Regions from separate parts of the Mus musculus genome. Here region 1 is linked to region 2. A link is a loop called in an ENCODE intact Hi-C map of the cell type or tissue named here. Cell type or tissue: left cerebral cortex. All regions are shown on one strand. Links, peaks and the distances in the headings refer to the core of each region. The heading gives the core; the rest is flanking DNA.

Evidence for each region. Peaks named below come from ENCODE experiments on the same cell type or tissue, not always from the same donor. Only the 100,000 strongest peaks of a DNase experiment are listed, where the experiment ranks them.
Region 1: it touches region 2 in a loop (16-fold over the local background); 11 of 42 quality-filtered maps call a loop at or near these places.

Annotation. Positions count from the first base shown.
Region 1 is chr7:18,209,459-18,212,375 of GRCm38, forward strand. No RefSeq gene overlaps it. Among named protein-coding and RNA genes, the nearest start is that of Igfl3, 34 kb to the left of the region's middle. In left cerebral cortex, for the core only: a CTCF peak has its summit at 1,668 (motif pointing right); a DNase peak (open chromatin) is centred at 1,689.
Region 2 is chr7:18,872,180-18,875,096 of GRCm38, forward strand. No RefSeq gene overlaps it. Among named protein-coding and RNA genes, the nearest start is that of Pglyrp1, 11 kb to the right of the region's middle. In left cerebral cortex, for the core only: a CTCF peak has its summit at 1,398 (motif pointing left); a DNase peak (open chromatin) is centred at 1,324; H3K4me3 peaks cover 902 bases; H3K27ac peaks cover 654 bases.

The sequences.
Region 1 (2,917 bases), core at 223-2,722, 660 kb before region 2:
CATTGGGGGCCCTGTGATCCATCCACTAGCTGACTGTGAGCATCCACTTCTGTGTTTGCTAGGCCCTGGCATAGTCTCACAAGAGAGAGCTATATCTGGGTCCTTTCAGCAAAATCTTGCTAGTGTATGCAATGGTGTCAGTGTTTGGGGGTTGATTATGGCATGGATCCCAGGATATGGCAGTCTCTAGATGGTCCATCCTTTTGTCTCAGCTCCAAACTTTGTCTCTGTAACTCCTTCCATGCGTGTTTTGTGATTTTTGTTTTACAAACGACTTAGGTCTTTTATGAGCTCCTCTGAAGGGACTTTTAGGTATTTGAGTATCCACTGGCAACCTCAACACCTGAGGTATTTGTAAACATACTCTAAGCACTGGGGATCTGAATCTCTTCATCCAAATGACTTACTTTCCCACTCAGGGATTGCACTCCTTTAGAATGCCATGTATCCAAGAGTACAAAAGCAACAAAAATTTAATTCATTTAAAAAAAAAACAAAGGACACAAGTTCAGTGGGAAGGAATGGAGCATGGATCTGGGAAGAAATGAAGAAAGGCATGAAAATTATCTGAATACATTGTAAGAAATTCTCAAATAACTAATATCTTTAAAATGTGATTGTAACTCTGTCTGGCTTATTTTGTTTGGCATAATATCATCAATATTTATCATATCCAACCAAGACCAGGATGTCTATGTCTGAGTAGTATTCTGCATACCAACTGGCCACACTTCACTTCTCCATCCTTCCACTGATGAACACTTGGGTCACTTCCACTTTGGACATTGCTCTTTTCAGTTGTATTTGCCATATGTCCACAATTGCAACTGCTGAGTCACATGATAATTCTATTAACCTTTCAGAAAAATTGCTACATTGTTTTCAGAGCTGCTGAGTATTGTTGCATTCATAGTATCAAGGGGCATGCATGGTTTCAACTTTTACAACTTTTTTCAATTGAATTTTTTGCATAAACAATTCCAGTTGAGTCTAAAGTCCTGGACCTTTGTTTTCCCTGGGATCAGTAGGTTGGATATTTTTTTTCTCATATTGATTATTGATCACTTGTGTGTAGTCATTGTATAAATATCTATTTGGGTCTTTGTCTAATTTGATATTAGAATGCTTCTTTTGATGATTTTAGGTGCTATCTTCTGGGCATTAATTTCTTACATGATTTTTTTTTTTTTGGTTTTTTGAGACAGGGTTTCTCTGTATAGCCCTGGCTGTCCTGGAACTCACTTTGTAGACCATGCTGGCCTCAAACTCAGAAATCCGCCTGCCTCTGCCTCTCGAGTGCTGGGATTAAAGGCGTGAGCCACCACACCCGGCTTTGATTTTTATTTTTGAAATAAGGCCTCACTATGTAGCCCTGGCTGGACTGGAACTTGCTATGTAAACCAGGCTGGCCTCCAACTCACAGAAATTGATCTGCTGAGATTAAAAGGTGGCCACTGTGCCAGACCTTTAACTAATCTTTAATTTGTATGTATTCTTTCCCATCCTGTGGATTATCTTTCTAAACACGCGTGTTTTATACCGTGTTATCATAAAGTTTAAAGCATGTGTTCTTATACCTAAAGTAAAAATACTATTATCACCTTTGCATTAAAAACAGCACAACCACCCTGCCTAGAGTTTTTGAGTCGCATTCCAGAAACTTGTCGCTAGATGGCACTAAAACACTGATCAGAGAATGCGATAACTTCCAGCAAGCAACTACAAGACAGAATGCATATGCACTACAAGGACAGTGATTTGGCTAAAAGGATATTAATATTGTTGCTTTACTGTCATCTCTATTCCGTTTGGACATGACCATTACGGAGCTGTCGCTGCAGGACAGCTGAGTTAGAGGCTGTGCAGGGACCTCCATTAATAGATAGGGATCTTGCACCTGGGGCACGAGTTGCTGTGTCTGTTGTGTTTCTCTCTCTCTCTCTCTCTCTCTCTCTCTCTCTCTCTCTCTCTCTCTCTCTCTCTTGTTATTTTATTTATTTTATATTTCAAATATTATCCCCCTCCGTGTCTCCCCTCTGACAACCCTTACCCCCTCTGAAAATCCCATACCCCCTCCCTCACATTTGCCTCTAGAGAGTGCTCCTCCACCCACCCACTCCCACCTCACCGCTCTAACATCCTCCTTATGCTTGGGCATCAAGCCTCCAGTGTGTGTGTGTGTGTGTGTGTGTGTGTGTGTGTGTGTAGCAAAATTTCTCTGTTGATATGTGGGAGAGGTTAAATAGGAAGAGGGACTGGAAGGAGTGAAGGGAGGATATCAACTGTGGTTGATATGTAATATATGAAAGAAGAATAGAAGTTAAAAAATAAACTTGAGCCTTCCTCACTGAGATCTGTCCAAACAAGGTGAAGAGAAGAGGGTGGGGAGGAATAACTGTATATTCAGGAGCCACTCAGAGAAGAATGAATCAAGGTCCTTAAGCAAGAGGATTCTGTCTGTCTTCTGGTCTGTACCAGCTCTGAGACACCTTGGGCATGAACTCTGTGGATGGTCCCATGGTCCCCAGAGGACTCTCCACCCTTTAGGCATCCTAGCATGCCCAGAATCTTAGGATCATTGGTAAGTGGAACATAACATCCATCCAACACAATTGAGAGTGCCTGGGGTCAGCAGGAGCAGGACACAGGAGCCCTGCCCAACCAACAGCTCGGGTTCCTTATGGTCGACAATGTTCTACCTTGGTTTCAAACTCAGCAGACAGCCCCACAGTCCCCAGAGGAGGTACCATTTCCAGGGGCTCTAACTCGGGCAGGATCCCAGGAGATTGGTCACACCAGGATCTCAGGGTCTCAGAGGAAACTTGACTGCCAATAACTCTGACACACCCAGAATCACAGGATCACAGAGAAAGCTGGACTCTTAGGAGTTCTGACTCAACTGAGATTAGAGAAAGGA
Region 2 (2,917 bases), core at 234-2,733:
GTGGCAGAAGCAGAGTGATCGCCAGAGAGTTATGGTACCCATAAAGTACCAGCATACCAGAGGGTCAGGCTGATCTCAATCTTAGCCCGAAGTCAGGTAGGATTGAGCAAATAGGTTTTTCTTAGTTTATATCCACAGCCCTTGAAGTCTTTTTTTTTTTTTTTAATAATTTACTTTTTTATTCAAGTTACATCTGGATCACAGCCCACCCTCCCTCTTTTCCTCCCAGTACTACGCTTACAAGTCCCGCCCCCTATTGCCTCCTGGCCCTTTAAGTTTTGAGTTCAAAGCTGAGGCAAATCCCCTGATTGATAGTTTCCTTAAAACAAACAAACAAACAAAAAAGACTACACTTCCCAGCTCCCTTTGCGGGCAGGCAAAGTAAATCTGAAAGGGAGTGACTACTGGAGTACACGCAGAGGGAGAGGGGGAGAGGGGGAGAGGGGGAAAGGGGGAGAGGGGGAGAGGGAGAGATATTTCCTCTCCTATACAGGGTCATAGACAGGGTCACATCTTTTTCCTGCAGGTGTTCTCTCATCCACCCACGTGTATGGGACAATGTCCCGTCGCCATGACTGAAAGGGGGGTCCCGACCCGACTCTTCAGGGTCAGATGCCTCTTCCTTTTAAGCCGCTTCAGAAATCTTACACTGATAATCTGGTTTTCATATCACAGTTACGTGTTGTGCATTAAATACCTGCCCCTGCTTGTATGTTTCCAGGACCCTTAGCGGAGGACAGCATCCTGACGGCTAAGCCCCCACGGAGACAAGCAGAGCTCTGCAAAGGCAGGACCATCAGCTACAGAGCAAGGAGGAGCTGAAAAGCTTTGGTAAGAGAGGGACACTGAGGTGAGCTAGCGCCAGTGGTCCAGCAGGAGCATCACAAACCTAGTCACTTTCTGCATCTTCTCACGGGATGGCCACATTAATTTTGGCTTCCCTTATGAAAGCGAGCTGGCTTTCAAAAGTTTCCATGGTTATGTTTCCTCCAAAAACATCAGTAGCTTCACATACTTTCCTTTGTTTCCCAACAAGAGCCAGACTGATTTTTCAAAGATGCAAAATCGCTCTCATAACTCTCATCCCCCAAGTCCTCTGTGAGTCGTCCCTAAGTGCCCTGGGAATGAAATGCAAGGGCCCCTCCCACATACACTCCAGTGCTTTCCATCCTAACAATTAAAACCCAGGAAAGTCTATACCGCTGGTAAATGATTGCGATTGCCTCTGCTGTTAACAGAAGTGATCTGCTCTGCGGGAGAGTGGTAGGGAGGCAGAAGGCAGGACAGGAAGGAGCGCTGGGGGTGGGAGGGGAGGAAACCTTATGGGTTCAGCGGTTGCTTTTACGTACGCTGGTAAAAATGGGGACATGGCACCCTCTGGTGGACAAAGGAGAGAACTGCGGTAACCCTGTGCATCGTGACTCCCCTCACACACACACACTCTAAAATCCCAGAGGTCAAAGGTAATAATGATCCCAGAATTCTGAAGCTTCCAGGCAGCCAGGGTAATTGTGTGAAATATAACATTTCTTTTATTAGTAGTCCCTGGTTTTGTTTTGTTTTTTAGTTGTATCTTTTCTCAACCACTAAGATCTGTGAAGATAGAAACCTCTCTTGTTCACAGCCCTTGTTCCTTTAACAGGTGGTTGGAGCACAGAATAGATGCTCAGTAAATGATACGGGATGTTATTCACTGTCTTCAGCTCAAACCTGAGATGATGTGCTGGCGCAGTGGTGGCGCACGCCCTTAATCTCAGCACTTGGGAGGCAGAGACAGGCGGATTTCTGAGTTCGAGGCCAGCGTGGTCTACAGAGTGAGTTCCAGGACGGTCAGAGCTACACAGAGAAACCCTGTCTTGAAAAAAAAAAAAAAAGAACCCAGAGGATGTGTGTGCCCCCACTTTGGATCGGACCCAAGACCCTAAGACCCAAGACCCAACATGGAGTTAGCAGCTGCTAGCCTCCTTCCAGAGCCTGTACAAGCTGCTTCCCTGAAGTAGTAAGCAAGGGGGGTCAGATGAAACCCGAAAGCTCCCTGTCTCTGGGTATGAAGAGAGCAGGGGCACAATTGGTGGGGTACCCAAAGATTCCCCCCACGGTGGGACAAGAGGAATGGGGATTCGAACAGAAGGAAGCAGGTGGGCTGTAAGTTAGGAAGCTGGAATATTTTAGGTTGTCTTTGTTTTTAAAGCATTGATGTGTGTGAGTGTTTTGCCTGTAGGTGTGTAGGTGTGCCACACTGGTGCATGCCTGGTGCCCAGGAGTTGAGGAGGAGAGGCTCCCCTGCATTAACTAGGATTACAGATGATTGTAGACTGCCGTGTGGGTACTGGGAATCAAACCTGCGTTCTCTGCAAAGGCAAAAAGTGCTCATACCTGCTCAGCCATCTCTCAATGGGCCAAATTTTTAACCCACAAAAACTTCAACCCCACCAGGTCGTTCATCCTTAAAGCAGGGGAGGGTAGGAAAGCTTTTAAACAGAGATGCCTGCATCTTGAAGGTAAGGGTAAAAACAGCCCTAGGAAGTACCTGTGTGGTACACAGGTTGGGCAAGGAGCAAGTTCCTTCTCTCAATAAAGAAGAAGGAAAGCCTACTATTAAGTAAGTCTCCCAGATGTTGGGAAAGGTGCCTGATACCCTACACTCCTCCTTCCTGTGCCGACTCCCAAGAGAGCTGTGGTCTGCTGCACAAGAAATTCATTGTGTGTTTTTGTTGGAGACAGGGTCTCTTGTAACCCAGACTAGCCTCAAACTCCCTCTACACAGCCAAAGATGACCTTGAACGTGTGAACCTCCTGTGGCTTTATAATTACAGGCACGGACCAAATTACCTGGTTTATGTGGTGTTGGATCTAATGTGGAAATGTCCTCCTACTTTTGCAAAAGCCTGGCAGTGCCCATGTGAAACCAGATGCA